Regions from separate parts of the Homo sapiens genome. Here all the other regions are linked to region 3. Evidence: chromatin contacts called from ENCODE Hi-C or POLR2A ChIA-PET data. All regions are on one chromosome and are shown on one strand. Each heading gives the region's core, a stretch centred on a gene start or an enhancer-like site at or near the end of the contact. The rest is flanking DNA. Distances are from core to core; before and after follow the strand shown. Region 1 holds the start of RCAN3AS (RCAN3 antisense RNA). Region 2 holds the start of CLIC4 (chloride intracellular channel 4). Region 3 holds the start of SRSF10 (serine and arginine rich splicing factor 10). Region 4 holds the start of KDM1A (lysine demethylase 1A).

The links. Hi-C counts contacts between places; a loop is a spot of excess contacts on that map. ChIA-PET counts read pairs that join two places held with the same protein, here RNA polymerase II (POLR2A). Pooled maps may share reads with other maps.
Region 1: a loop to region 3 is called in a pooled map, with 18 times the contacts of the local background. The contact joins the promoter of RCAN3AS here to the promoter of SRSF10 in region 3. A Hi-C loop is called at or near these places in 7 of 50 pooled maps. POLR2A ChIA-PET finds 5 or more read pairs at or near these places in 2 of 52 experiments (A673 and activated CD4-positive, alpha-beta memory T cell).
Region 2: a loop to region 3 is called in a map of CD8-positive, alpha-beta T cell, with 4 times the contacts of the local background. The contact joins the promoter of CLIC4 here to the promoter of SRSF10 in region 3. A Hi-C loop is called at or near these places in 1 of 168 maps with a recorded cell type or tissue (CD8-positive, alpha-beta T cell), 6 of 37 single-sample maps with no recorded cell type and 10 of 50 pooled maps. POLR2A ChIA-PET finds 5 or more read pairs at or near these places in 2 of 52 experiments (activated B cell and activated CD4-positive, alpha-beta T cell).
Region 4: a map of naive thymus-derived CD4-positive, alpha-beta T cell shows a loop between it and region 3 (12-fold over the local background). The contact joins the promoter of KDM1A here to the promoter of SRSF10 in region 3. A Hi-C loop is called at or near these places in 1 of 168 maps with a recorded cell type or tissue (naive thymus-derived CD4-positive, alpha-beta T cell) and 6 of 50 pooled maps. POLR2A ChIA-PET finds 5 or more read pairs at or near these places in 3 of 52 experiments (activated CD4-positive, alpha-beta T cell, activated CD8-positive, alpha-beta memory T cell and activated T-cell).

Annotation. Positions count from the first base shown.
Region 1 is chr1:24,501,059-24,504,591 of GRCh38, forward strand. RCAN3AS (RCAN3 antisense RNA) reads right to left here and starts at 1,324. Exons shown (of 2, transcript NR_144360.1): 1 at 1,290-1,324. RCAN3 (RCAN family member 3) reads left to right here and starts at 1,778. Exons shown (of 5, transcript NM_013441.4): 1 at 1,778-2,092. RefSeq lists an enhancer at 464-563 and silencers at 1,167-1,339, 1,621-2,120.
Region 2 is chr1:24,743,947-24,747,211 of GRCh38, forward strand. It overlaps CLIC4 (chloride intracellular channel 4), which reads left to right and starts at 1,501. Exons shown (of 6, transcript NM_013943.3): 1 at 1,501-1,679. The coding sequence starts at 1,608. RefSeq lists enhancers at 810-1,415, 1,416-2,021 and silencers at 1,103-1,812, 1,913-2,072.
Region 3 is chr1:23,978,666-23,982,212 of GRCh38, forward strand. It overlaps SRSF10 (serine and arginine rich splicing factor 10), which reads right to left and starts at 1,662. Exons shown (of 6, transcript NM_054016.4): 1 at 1,526-1,662; 2 at 48-152. The coding sequence starts at 1,590. RefSeq lists enhancers at 889-1,879, 1,117-1,166, 1,597-1,926, 1,880-2,870, 1,937-1,986.
Region 4 is chr1:23,017,359-23,020,954 of GRCh38, forward strand. KDM1A (lysine demethylase 1A) reads left to right here and starts at 2,110. Exons shown (of 21, transcript NM_001009999.3): 1 at 2,110-2,589. The coding sequence starts at 2,239. RefSeq lists enhancers at 1,914-2,601, 2,602-3,287 and a silencer at 2,357-2,426.

The DNA of each region.
Region 1 (3,533 bases), core at 74-2,573, 520 kb after region 3:
AATTAGCCAGGCATGGTGGCATGTGCCTGTAGTCCCAACTACTCAGGAGGCTGAGATGGGAGGATCACTTGAGCCTGGATGGTTGAGGCTATGATTGTGCCACTGCACTCCAACCTAGGCAACAGAGCAGACCCATCTCAAAACAAACAAAAAAACACCAAAAAAAAAAAAAAAAACAACCCTCAATTTTTGCAAAAGTTGCTGTGTTAGAGGAATTTAGAGAAAAAATAATTACTATAGTCCTTAGAGTGACCTTGACAAAAGAAGCAGCTTGCCATCAATATTAGTTAAACGAATGAAAGTGAAGAACTTAGTTTAAGACAAGATGGGGAGCAGGAGCAGCACGGTTGGAGGCAGCAGGAACCACAGAAGCAGCAAGCAGGAAGTAGGAGGGGCGATCTGCTGGACATACCTCGGTGACTATGCTGGGCTCAACTGCTGGGGAGCCCTTGGGGTCATAATCCAACCCTGATTTCTTAGTTTACATCTAACAGGGATTAGATGTGCTGTACACATTTTAGTCCATCTTCCTGCCCCATGATGCAGGCGCTGAGTGCCTTTGATGTTAAGCTTCACTGTGCCTCACTTTGCCTCTGAAAGGTCTTGAGTGGGTAATGAGAGCTGATTTTCTTCTAACTGCACATTCCTTTTTTTTTTTTTTTTTGAGACGGAGTCTTGCTATGCTGTCCAGGCTGGTCTCAGACTCCTGGCCTCAACCGATCCTCCCACCTCTGCCTCCTGAGTTAGCTGGGACTACGGGTGCGCACCACTGCGTGACTGCGCGTCCTTGTAGGTGGGAGATGAGCCCAGTTATTTTCCCTGCTGTGTGACCCTGCTTCCTTCTCTGCCGGCTAAGGGAAGAGACACCAGCTGCCTTCCAAGTTGGGCTCAGGAGCTTTGTCATCATAGTTGTTATTGGTGGTAATAATACCTGCCAATGTAAGCCTCGGTCCTATCACTGAAACTCGCTCAACAGCTTAGACCCCGGCTCTTCCCTTTGCGTAATAGTTGTAATCATGTCCCATGGTCTCCTAAGGCGTCGGAGACAAGCAAGACTGCGTGGAAGGGTTTTTACACGAAAAAGAAAGCATTAAACATGTGGATTGTATGACAACGGTAGATAGGGCATAGGGTGAAGAGGAGTAAGAGGAGGAGGGAGAGCGGGAGGAGGGAGAAGAGCACGAGTGGGGAGGAGAGGAGGGGAGGGGATGGGAGGGGAGGGGAAGGAGTGGGTAAGGGGAAGAGGGTTGTACCCGCCAGGGCGGGACCCAGCCTGTGCCGTCCCACACCTTGTGCTAGCTCCAGCTCAGCTACCTGCGGCCGCCTCTCCTCGGGCAATGAGGCGCCGGGAAGCCCACAGCATCTGATAATATCCGGGCCGCCGGTTGCCGGGAGGTGAACCGAGGTAAACTCGCCGCGCGCGGGGCGCAGTGTACATAGTAACCAGCCCTGAGTAAACGTTCGTCATATTCCTATGAGCTGCTCCGGGGACTGTCCTACGGGGCTAGCAGGAAAAGGAGATCGGCTCTCTCCGCTCCCGGTGGAAAACGAGAAGGTCGCCAGAGGTCCTGTTTTCGGGGTGATCTAAAGCCCCCGCCCCAGCGCTACAGCCCAAGCCCCCCACAGGCTGGGGACCAGGAACCCGGAGGAGCGGGAGGAGGGCGCGCGCGGCGAGACACCCCCACCCCGGCCCCCGCGCGCCCCCGCCCCGGTCCCCGCCCGGGTCCCCGCCTTGTCCTGGGCTCTGGCGCCTGCGCCGCCGTGCGCGCGCCCTGCCAGAACAGGAGGGGACGAGGCGGGCGCGCGGCGCCGGCAGCCTAGCTCAGCCGGGACACCGCCCTAGTCCCAGCCCAGGGGGCCGCTCTCGCCGGCGTCGAGGGCGTGGCGGCGAGGCTGCTGCTGCAGGCGGCTCCCGGCTCTGCCTTCGGCCCCGCCCGCCGCCCACCAGGCTCCCAGAGGCCCCGCAGCTCGCGCCGTCCGGCTCCCCGCAGCCCCGTCGGGCAGCCCGGGCCCGTCCGCTGCCCTCCCGGCTCCCGTCCTGCGGCGGCGGGGCGTGCAGGTGAGGCCCCACGGCGCCCGGCCTCTCCAGCAGGTTTGCACCCAGCGCGGGGCGGGGCGGGGCGGGGCGGGTGGGGGGGGTGGTGCATGAAAAGTTAAAAAAAAAAAAAAAAAAAAAAAAGCCGCCCCGAGAAGTCCGGGAGGGGTGGGCACTCCGAGCCGCGGGACCGGGAGATGCTACCGCGCGCGACCTCGCCTCCCGCGACCTCGCCTCCCGCCGCACCCTTCTCGCGCGCGGGGTCTAGTCTGGCAGCCTCGAGGGTGGTGTCCCGGAAAACAAAACAAAAATGTTTTGTCTTCTCCACCAACGATTTTCTCCCACCAAGTGTGTTTGACCTTTTGAAAAGCCGACAGGCCCAGCCTGCCTGTGAAGGCAGGAGCGGTGTAGGGGCGCCTGGAAGGTGGAAGCCCCCTGTCTTTCTCCCTTGCCCCGCTTCCCCCACGGTGCGTGGATCACCATCGCATTAGTGACTCCCTAACTTCTTGAAACTTGTCTGTCTGCTTCTGTCCGCCGCCTGGACAGGTAGGGCAGGAGTGATCTGTTCCAGGTTGATTCTTCTAGCTTCCGTGCAAAATCTGATCATCTCCTTTAGAGATTAGGATTCTAGTGTAGGAAGCAATCCAGATCCGTGTTTCAGATACAAACAAGGATTATTTAAAGTGATGTTTTCCTGTAGTGCTGAAAGCCAAAAATATTCGCTTCCACTTGTTGGAAGCCACCAAGTACACCACATTTATTTGAACTTTTCATAGAAGTCTCTGATGTACTATTTGGCAAAAGAAGCAATTGATTTATCTGTAGCTGTGATTACATACGATGTAAAGTAATTTGTTTTAAGACTATTTCATTGGCTTTGGTTCAATATCTTAAACTCTGTAAACACATAATTCAGGAGCCAGATATGCATCACACAAATGTGTTCTTTTTGGTGGGGATTTAAATTGATCTAGAAATGGGCTTTCCATCCAGGAAGACTGTGAAAAGCTTGAAAACTGAGTCTCTTCTTTAGCCAGGTCATCAGCTTTACATTTTACTGCATTGGCAAGCCTTGCCTTTTCTTTTCTCTTCTCTTCTCTTTTCTTCTTTTTGAGACAAGGCCTCGCTCTGTCATCCAGCTGAAGTGCAGTGGTGCAAACACAGCTCACTGCAGCCTCAACTTCCCAGGATCAAGCGATCCTCCCACCTCTCAGCGTCCTGAGTAGCTGGGACTACAGATGCCGGCTAATTTTTTGTAGAGATTGGGTGTCACTATGTTGCCCAGGCTGTTCTTGAACTCCTGGGCTCAAGCCATCCGCCCACCTCTGCCTCCCAAAGTGCTGAGATTACAGGCATGAGCCACCGCACCCAGCCAAACCTTTTCTCTCTTAGCCTGAAAACAGATTTCAGTGCTTTTCTAGGAAACAAGATTTTTCCTGCTGTTGAAATATAACGTTTGTAAAGGTTTCAAACATGTGAACATTAGGTAACAGACAAG
Region 2 (3,265 bases), core at 251-2,750, 770 kb after region 3:
GCACAAGTAATTGTTTCCAGAGGAGGTGAAACTTGCCCCAGGCACTCAACAGCAGCAAACTAGGACCAGGTGCCTACAATCTCAAGGCAAGCACAGCTCTTGCCCTCGGGGGCTTAAATCCCAGGGCAGTTTAACTGGTTTGCGGACCACCTACTTCAGAATTGTCCTGGTGCTTGCTAAGATGTGGATTTCTCTTTTTCCCAGAGGATCTGGGAAACACAAAAAGCGGGGCTGCGTGTAGCACCTAGGTGATTCTGATGCACACTCAAATTTGACAGGTGAGCCGGGGGGAAGAAATGGGTGTGGGCAGTGGGGAACAAGATGGACAACGACTTGGAAGTCCTTAGTGGCCTGCAGGCACTGAGATTGCAGTTCAAGATCTTGAGCTTTGGGAGTTGTTACTCTCCAAGGGCTAGCTCAGAGCCTGAAACACAGTAAGGTTTCATAAATATTTGTGAATATGCGCCCGGCGCGGTGGCTCACGCCTGTAATCCCAGCACTTTGGGAGGCCGAGGCGGGCGGATCACGAGGTCAGGAGATCGAGACCATCCTGACTAACACGGTGAAACCCCGTCTCTACTAAAAATACAAAAATTAGCCGGGCGCGGTGGCGGGTGCCTGTAGTCCCAGCTACTTGGGAGGCTGAGGCAGGAGAATGGCGTGAACCCGGGGCAGAGTTTGCAGTGAGCCGAGATCGCGCCACTGCACTCCAGCCTAGGCGATAGAGCCAGACTCCGTCTCAAAAAAAAAAAAAAAAAAAATATATATATATATATATATATTTGTGAATATGCTGGCTGCCAAGATCGAAACGATCAGGAGCGTCAAAGGGAAAAACGAAGTCAGAGGCAGAAGAAAAAGGTGTTCCCCAGGCGATGAAAACTTTCCAGTAAGTTGTCTTGGAAAAGGCAACTCCGCGTAATAGAGGGACTTGGGGAGGTAGCCGCTGCGGGAAAGGGCGATGAGTCCTGGGGTGCTGCAGCGGGGGAGTGGGTAGGAGGCGCCTCCTAGCTTCCCCAGGGCGGCCGAGGCATGAGGTCACCTGGCACAGCAACAGCAGCAGCTGCGGAGGACGCGCAGGCGCTGCGGCGGGAGGCAGTGTCAGGCTCGGGCCCCTGGGGAATTCCTCCCCTCCTTTCCCCCCCGCACCAGTCCCCTAGAGAGGCGTACCCGGGTCCCGCCCGCCAGAGCCTGAGCTTTGTACCGCCCACCAAGGCCACGCCCCCTACCAGCTGTGGGGCGCCGCAGAGGTCCTTTCTTCGGCTCCGGAGCGGTCCCTCCGCCTTCCCCGCTCGAGGCCACGCCCCCGTGCTCCTGCCGCCTTATTTTCCCCGGAGAGTCCCGAGGCGCCGCGCCTTGGCCCTGCCTACAGCCCGAGGCCCCGCCCCCGGCGCCCCTCCCAGCCGTTTGAAGCGGCTCGGGCTGCGGCTGGCTCAGAGTGGCGCGGGGGGCGTGGGGCGGTGCTGAGGAGCTGAAGCCGTGGCCAGCTCGACGCCGGACAGTCCAGCGAGCAGCACGGCGGGAACCGGCAGCCGGAGCAGTCCCGGAGCAGAAGCAGCAGCAGCAGCAGCAGCCCTCGCCGTTCGCGGAGCGCAGCCGAGCCGGCCATGGCGTTGTCGATGCCGCTGAATGGGCTGAAGGAGGAGGACAAAGAGCCCCTCATCGAGCTCTTCGTCAAGGTGAGCGCTCGCCTCGCGGTCCCGCCCGGCAGATCCCCCGGCTCCCTCCCGGCTGCGGGGAGCGGCGTCCCGGGGCTCTCCTGAGGCGCCCCCGCTCGGCGCCAGCACCCGTCCCGCTGCGGGCACCCGCGCCCCCGGCCCATTGTCTGGGGGCCGCCCGCGCCTTCCCGCCTCCGAGGGCCCGTCGAGGGGTCCGGGTTGGGGACCCGGGCGGCGGCCACCGTCTCCAGCGCGTAGGCATCGGCGGACGCCAGACCAGCGTCCCGCGCCCGGGTGGGTCGGGAAGAGCCCACGGGCGGGACTTGCCTGCCCCGGGGCCCCAGCGCCGGGCGCGCGCGGGTCCTGTCACCACCCCCCGCCCGGGCGCCGGGGCCCGGCCCCACCCGCTCCCCAGCGCTCCGGTCCGCCGCCCGGAGCCCGAACTGCGGCCCGCCGCCCGATGAGCTTTCAAACGAACTTCTTTGAACGCGTTTTTGAAAAAGCATTTGCTCCCCACTGGTCTGAAACGGAAACTTTAATTTTCGATGCAATCTTAAACAAATTTACCAAAGAGCAGGTGCTCTTGGACCTTCGGAAAAGACCGAGATTCCCAACTTGTGTTTTTCTGTCTTGGGCATTTACTGGCTTTCTCGTTTCTCAAGCGCGGAGTGTTCTGTATGATGCAACATTTTGGCTTCTCCCCCCGGCGTTGCTGCTTCGGGAAGGATTGTGTGTGCCCTTTTGTTTTGAAAGAAATTGAGGGAGAGAATTCTTAACTTGCTTGGGCTTTAAAGGGTTGGTTTTCCCTTGTGTCTTCAGCTTTCATGTGTGGAATTTATTTGCTTACACATACTACCCCTCTTCCTTTGCTTTTCTCTTTAATACTTTTTATTTTAGCAAAGGAGAGAGTCGAAGTTATAAACATCTGGATCCAGCTCCTTCCCTCAAAACTTAAAAAAAACACTTTGAGCTTCTTCCAGCCACTTAAAAAGCCAGGCTCATTCAGAGCTAGGCAACATACCGGAAAGTAAATGGTCATCTAGAACTATTGGGTTCTTTTTTTTCCCCGAGTTTTTACTTTAAAGAAAGGACATTTCAGGATGTGTTTAAGAGATAGAGAAGGGCTGGGCGCGGTGGCTCATGCCTGTAATCGCAGCACTTTCGGAGGCCGAGGTGGGAGGATTACTTGAGTCCAGCCTGAACAAGATGGCGAAACCCTGTCTCTACAAAAAAATTCAAAAATTAGCTGGGAGCGATGTTACGCGCCTGTACTACTCTGGAGGCTGCGGTGGGAGAACTGCTTGAGCCCGGGAGGTCGAGGCTGCAGTGAGCCACGTCGCACCACTGCATTCCAGCCTGGGCGACAGAGCAAGACCCTGTCTCAAACAAAAGAGATGGAGAGAAGAAATAATCTGCATTTACCTCTGCAGTCTTCAGTAATGACTGGAACAGTGTTTGCCTTAGGATTTTCTTTCAATTGTCAATTTTCGATTTTTTTTTTTTTTTTTTTTTTGGTCCAGGGAACTGAAACAGCAGACAGGTATAGAACCCCCAAAATATCAAAGCGTTTCGGTTACTTTGAGTGGCAGATATAGTACTTTGAGATG
Region 3 (3,547 bases), core at 412-2,911:
TCAAACTTCAACACCCCTCACTAATCAGCCATCTGAAGAAAGGATATTGAACATAAGCAAATCCTCTTGGACGGCGAGTGTAGAAATCAAGTGGAACATACACATCAACTATAGGACCATAACGACCAAATTCACGCCGCAAGTCTTCAGACCTAAAACATCATAAAAAGACCTCAAATTTTTATGTCCAAGTCCTTAAGATGTATAGGCAATATATCTTTTTGATGAAGGAAAGCTAGGATCCAAGAATTTGGAAGATAAAAATGCAGTTTACATTAACAGGACAACAGCAGACATATGTATGGTACAAGGGAATGACCACAACTTATTTTTATCTACAGCCGTCATTTTTCATAAAAGGTACAGCAGCATTAGGTTGTATATAAGCCTTGTTTTTTTTTTTTTTTTTACTTTTACAGCATCAAATCGACTCTAGCACTCTGAAAAATACCAAGCACTTATTTTTACTCCCCAATTTTAGCGACAGATTTACACACTTAACAGTAGATAAATATGGTCTGAAAAAGTCACAAATATCGAACTTCTTAAATAGTTAAGTGTCAAGATGACGTAAAGAGAAAATTTCTCTAGATGCTAACGTAACTATTAGAAATTATGGAAAGAATTATTTATGGAAAGAATTATTGCTTTCTTTCCTTCTTAAATTTAAGACAAAAGCAAATCACAAAGCTAGCAAAAAACCCCCACGAAACACCAAAAACCCAAACCACTTATTTTCTGTGTGTAGATTCATTATTTGTGAAATAAAAAGCCTCATCTTGTAGTAAGAACTCTTCCAAAATAATCTGAAGGCAACTCGAAACAAGGGAATGGTGAGAACAAAGCCTATTTAAGGTACGTCTGAATTAATCTAACTTAGCTGTCAACGTCCTAATGACTGACGCTTCCCAAACCTCCCTTTTCAAAGGGTGACCAGAATTTCCAGGAAATAAGAAAAACTACTCGCAACATTTAACTGGAAAAATCTAACTCCCCAAATCTCAACGCTCCCTTTCTCCAAACACCTCCAACTGATTAAAACCCCCAAATATTAACAACGGCAACAACAACAAAGATAAATGGTAGCAACATTCCTCTCCCTCGATCCCGTTATTTCATCTCACTATTTTTTGGCTGGGGAAAAAAAAAAATCTCTGGGCCAAGGGGGCGTGAACCTCGAAGAATGTGAACTTCAAATCAATGGGGGGCGGCCGTCGGGTCGCGGAAAGGCCGCGGCGGGGGGCTGCTCGCGCCGGCAGGAAGCAGGGAGAAAGGGGCTGCAAACTGCGGAGGGGGAGGGGGACCGAAAAACCCCGCCACGCGGCCCGGCGAAGGCAGAGGCGCCGCCCTCGCTCCCACGCGGCGGCTGAGGCCCGCTGCGCGGCCTAGTTCGGCGCCAAAGCGGGCGCGGGACCCGCCATCTTCACTCCGTCCCCTCCCCCGGCCCAGTGCCGCCACCACCAGGGTCCTCTCCAGGCGCCTGCGGCCTCCCCGCCTAGGCCCGGAGTACCTGCCTTGTACCTACCTGGTGTCGTCGGCCACGTTCCTGACGAACAGAGACGTGTTGGGGGGACGCAGGTAGCGGGACATGGCGGCGGCGTGTCTCGGCCGGGCGCACTAACGGGCTCAGCAAACCGTCCGCGGCTCAGGCGGCCGAGCCTCAGACACACACAGCTAGAGGGCTCTGCTACGGCAACCGACTCTTCTCGCGAGACTTCACTCCCGCCTCCACTTCCCCCTCCTACCTCCGCGCAAAGTCGGGCGCAACGGTTCTTTCCCGCGAGAACACCAGGCGTCCGCCTGCGCATGCGGAGGGCTGGCGCACGCGCCTCAGCGTCGGTGTCATTCGTTGGCTTCTTGCGGTGCCTCTTACCCTCCCCCAAGCCTGTTCTTTCTTTCTTTAGGTCTTCATTTCCCGCCGTTTTCTACCTTACACTCCACTTCATCTCCACCCCCAAATCAGGAAGCAGATGTTTTAGTCTCTAGGCCAAACTTTGCGGTTACTACTAAATGGACAGATTTTTAAACTATTTAGTTCAGAGAGGCTGCCTTAAATTTCCCGGTTGGTCCAAGTTAATGTCCTGCTTTTATTTTGCCTTAAATTTCCCGTTTGGTCCAGGTTATGCCCTGACCTGCGAAAGAAGGATTTACAGCTTGTATTGAGTGTGTAAAGGAAGGAGGTGTGTGCCCTTGCGCAGAGCTGGGCCTGTCTCTCCAGTGTTTTCAGCCTGCCTTTGCCCCTCACCCACACCCTAGCCATCTCCACTTAGTCACGCATTTGGCTCCCAACCTGGGTGGGACCAAACCTCACACTGTAGGTTCATGACTGTGGTCATTTGTAGTGTATTCTTTGTTGCTGACGGCTTCCTGGGTATGCATCGGACCTGTATTGCAGCAGTTCTCAAACTTTTTGGTCTCAGAACGCCTTTATATTCTTGTGTATTACGGAAGATTCCAAAGAGCTTTTTTTAAAAAAAGTGTGGGTTATACCTATTAATAAATAGTTAATGAGAACTTAAAATAGAGGAAACTTCGGCTGGGCTCGGTGGCTCACGCCTGTAATCCCTCCCTGTACTTTGGGAGGCCGAGGCGGGCAGATCACGAGGTCAAGAGTTTGAGACCAGCCTGACCAACACAGTGAAACCCCATCTCTACTAAAAATACAAAAATTAGCCAGGCGTAGTGGCGCGCGCCTGTAATCCCAGCTACTTGGGAGGCTGGGGCAGAAGAATCGCTTGAACTCGGGAGGCAGAGGTTGCAGTGAGCCGAGATTGCACCACTGCATTCCAGCCTGGGCGACAGGGTGAGACTCCGTCTCAAAAAAGAAAAAAAAAAAAAATAGAGAAAACTTTGACACACTCCACTACCCTTTATCACACATCATGTACCCTCTGGAAAACTCCACGTTTGTAAGAGAATGAGCATGAAAATAGCAAATAATCTTTAGTATGGTTTTGATTTTGGAGGCCCTTTTGAGAGCCATTTCCTGCTCGATAAGAGTCAACTTCTGGAGATGAGAGACTTCAGTTGGAATGCCTCCAGCGTGTGGCACAGTGCCAAGCAGGTAGCAGGGACTCAAGTACTGTTAAATTAAATGAACTTTTATTTAATAAAAAGTCATAAAGGCATTATTTTTGTGTCAATCAGCATCTAAGACAATTAAGTGATTCGATACAGGTGATGATAGTTTGTAGCACTCTGTAGCAGAGCTATTCTAAATTTTTGTTTCCCAAGATTTGCATGCTTAATTTATTAAAATGTTGGGCCAGGCAAGGTGGCCCCAAAATCCCAGCATTTTGGGAGGGTGATGTGAAAAACAAAACAAAACAAAAAAAAGTTTGATTCCCTGTTATGTGTCAGACATTGTGCTAGAAGCTTGAAATTCAGTAATGAAAAACATACAGCTTATATTTCTAGGGCGATGGCAATGAGAAAATAAAGTAAATGCAGGTTTGTTATATGAAAGAAACAGTAATGTGATAGGTTTTTTCTTGTTTTTGATTTTTACTTATTTTTATTTTATTTTATTTTTTGAGATGTAGTCTTG
Region 4 (3,596 bases), core at 860-3,359, 960 kb before region 3:
GCTGGGACTACAGGCGCCCGCCACCATGCCCGGCCAGTTTTTTTGTATTTTTAGTAGAGACGGGGTTTCACCGTGTTAGCCACGACGGTCTTGATCTCCTGACCTCGTGATCTGCCCGCCTCGGCCTCCCAAAGTGCTGGGATTACAGGCATGAGCCACCGCGCCTGGCCAACATTATGTATTATATTTTTATGGTGAAAAATAATTTAGCTCCCAAGCAGCACCTCCCCCAACAACCTCCCTACTTCCCTAAATCCTTAAAACCTTCTCATCTTTCTCCCCACAAACTTTCTTTTTTCTCCATTCTCTTAATGTAATTCTATCACTTTGGTTAAAACAATATTCACTGCTCGGCGGGGCGCGGTGGCTCACACCTGTAATCCCTGCACTTTGGGAGGCCGAGGTGGGAGGATCACTTGAGGTCAGGAGTTGGAGACAAGCCTAGCCAACATGGCGAAACCCTGTTTCTACTAAAAATACAAAAATTAGCCAGGCATGGTGGCACACGCCTGTAATCCCAGCTACTGGGGAGGCTGAGGCAGGAGAATCGCTTGAACTTGGGAGGCAGAGGTTGCATTGAGTCAAGATTGCACCCCTGCACTCCAGCCTGGGCAACAGAGCAAGACTCTGTCTCAAAAAAAAAAAGAAGAAACAAACAAACAAAAGAACAGAAAAAATAAATAAAACAATATTCACTGCTTACGTTTTTATGGTCATGTTAATACAGTTCACAGCTGAGCCATATGTTGTACTATGATTATATTTTCTTTCTTTTTCTTTTCTCTTTTTTTTTAGAAACGCAGTTTCACTATGTTGCTCAGGCTGGACTTGAATGAACTCCTAGGCTCAAGTGATTCTCCCACCTCAGTCTCTCGAGCAGCTGGTACTACAAGTGCGTGCCACGCCACTCGGATACATTTTCTTTCTTGCATAGCTTTTACTTTTTTTCCTTTCTACATTTGATTGCCTTTTTGTCTGTTTGCTTAGTTTTTTACAAAAAACAACTTTACTGAAGTACTACAGTTACATAAAACATACCTGTTTTACATGGATAGTTCATAGAGTTTTGACAAATATATACACCTATGTAACCATCACCCTAATCAAGATATAAAACATTTCCATCACCCCCAGCAAGTTCTTTCTTGTTCTTTTGCAGTCAACCCCCGACCCCCATCTCAGGCAAGGGCTGATTGGAGCCTATTACTGGAGATTAGTTTTACCAGTTCTTGAACTTCATGTAAATGGAATAATTTTTTGACAATTTCACTTCGAAGAGACAGACTATTAAAAAGACAATTGTTTGTGTAATAAGTACACGCATGCTAAAAGTACACGACCTGTTCCAGTTTTGGGTTAGCAAGGGATTCCTCGAAAAATTAAAAGAATAAACCGCTACTATCATTATTAGAAAGAATTAACCTGGAGTAGAAAGAGGTGTTATGTGGATGGGGATGGGGGACATGAAGGATGGGGGACATGGGGGATGGGGGACATGGGGGATGGGAGAAGCGCAAGACATGGAGTGCGAATGAGGTTGGGGTCCAGCCAGAAGGAAAAGCATGAACAAAGGCTTGGAGACAAGAGCAATTCCGTCTGGACTCAAACCTGGATTTCGTAACTTGTCTCCATTTTACTACCATCGAAACTGCTGTGCTCTCCAAGTTTTTTGCCCAGTCCAAGCAGGGCAATTATGAATAAGTAAGACGCTCTACCAACATATTTCAGTGTTTTCCCCCATTAGACTGTAAGTTCTTTGAAAGCTAGAACTTCATAATGTAACCCTTGTTACGTAGTAGGCAAGCATTAATAAATACTGGTTGAATTAACGAATAATTGGGTGAGTGAATGAACGAACGCACGCATGCAAACCCGAAAGTCCCTGGAGGAAATGGTCACCTTCGGAGGTTTAGTCTGGCCCAGAAGCCCTAAGACCACGGACTGTGCCAGGTCCCACTCCAAACGCCGGGGAGACGCTCTAGGCAAGCTACACGTTCTTTGCTGCGGTGCCACTCTAGCCGCGAGAACGCCGCTCTATGGCTGCGGGGGAGGGGCGGGGCTCGTGGGTGTCTCCGACCCTTTTTGTCCCGGCGCGGCGGGAGCGCGCTTGGCGCGTGCGTACGCGACGGCGGTTGGCGGCGCGCGGGCAGCGTGAAGCGAGGCGAGGCAAGGCTTTTCGGACCCACGGAGCGACAGAGCGAGCGGCCCCTACGGCCGTCGGCGGCCCGGCGGCCCGAGATGTTATCTGGGAAGAAGGCGGCAGCCGCGGCGGCGGCGGCTGCAGCGGCAGCAACCGGGACGGAGGCTGGCCCTGGGACAGCAGGCGGCTCCGAGAACGGGTCTGAGGTGGCCGCGCAGCCCGCGGGCCTGTCGGGCCCAGCCGAGGTCGGGCCGGGGGCGGTGGGGGAGCGCACACCCCGCAAGAAAGAGCCTCCGCGGGCCTCGCCCCCCGGGGGCCTGGCGGAACCGCCGGGGTCCGCAGGGCCTCAGGCCGGCCCTACTGTCGTGCCTGGGTCTGCGACCCCCATGGAAACTGGAATAGCAGAGACTCCGGAGGGGCGTCGGACCAGCCGGCGCAAGCGGGCGAAGGTAAGGCTCGACCCTTCCCTCAAACGACACCGCCTGGTGCCGAGCTTCCCCGAGGCTTCTCCGCCCTCCCCCGCCGCCGCCGGGTCTTGGGCCCTGCGACCACTCAGACCTCCCCTTGTATCGCTGCGCACGCCACGTCCCCTCTAGCTGGACGGGTGGGGTGAGAAAGGAAAAGTCTTTGCCGGTGTTGACTGCGGTCTTTGTGCTGGGTCCCGAGCGACGTGGGAAGGGGCATCGATGATTGCTGGGAGGGGTATTTTATTCCTTAGGTCTTTCTTGCACACCTTTTCATTTTCTTGACTGGAAAATGGCTCCCTGACGTGGGGTTACGGTTGGCGTTCTTGGAGACCTCACTTGTTTGTTCACAGATAGGTCTGGAAGCTGTTGGGCGATATTGATGGCGTTTCAGCTGGGTGCACGAGGGGGCTGTAGGTTGATGCTGAAGAAATCGCCTTAGCCGGGGAGATGAAAAGAAAGGGTCGTTTTTGCTTTTGTTTTTGTTTGAGCAAAACCCTGCTGTGTGGTAGGAGTTCTAGTCTTTTTTTTTTTCTTTTTTAAAATCCTCTCAGCGATCTTTTGGCGCAGAATTTTGCAGATGAGGAAGCTGCTGATTGAGAGAGCAAATAATAGTCAAAATGCAAATATATGGGAAGAAAAGATTTGACTCCAAACAGTATATACAGACAGTGACTGCCTCAAATGTCTGTGTCCTAGATGCTATATTCAGCGTGTCACCAACATTACTTTTTTTTGTTGTTGTTAAATATCAACGGGCAGGTATTGCTAGCCCTATTTTAGGAATGAGTAAACTGAGGCACACAATTTAAGCAACTTGCCTAAAGTCACAAAGCTAAATAAGTGATGGAAGTGGAATGTAATTCCCACATTCATGTTGTTACAGGGTATCATCAGCCCTTGAAACAAAGGACCACATGGGACACTGTGTGCAGGGCACTGGGGCAGTATTAGGGCGCAGACTTTAGACTTGGGCCTTTTCTGGAGATTTA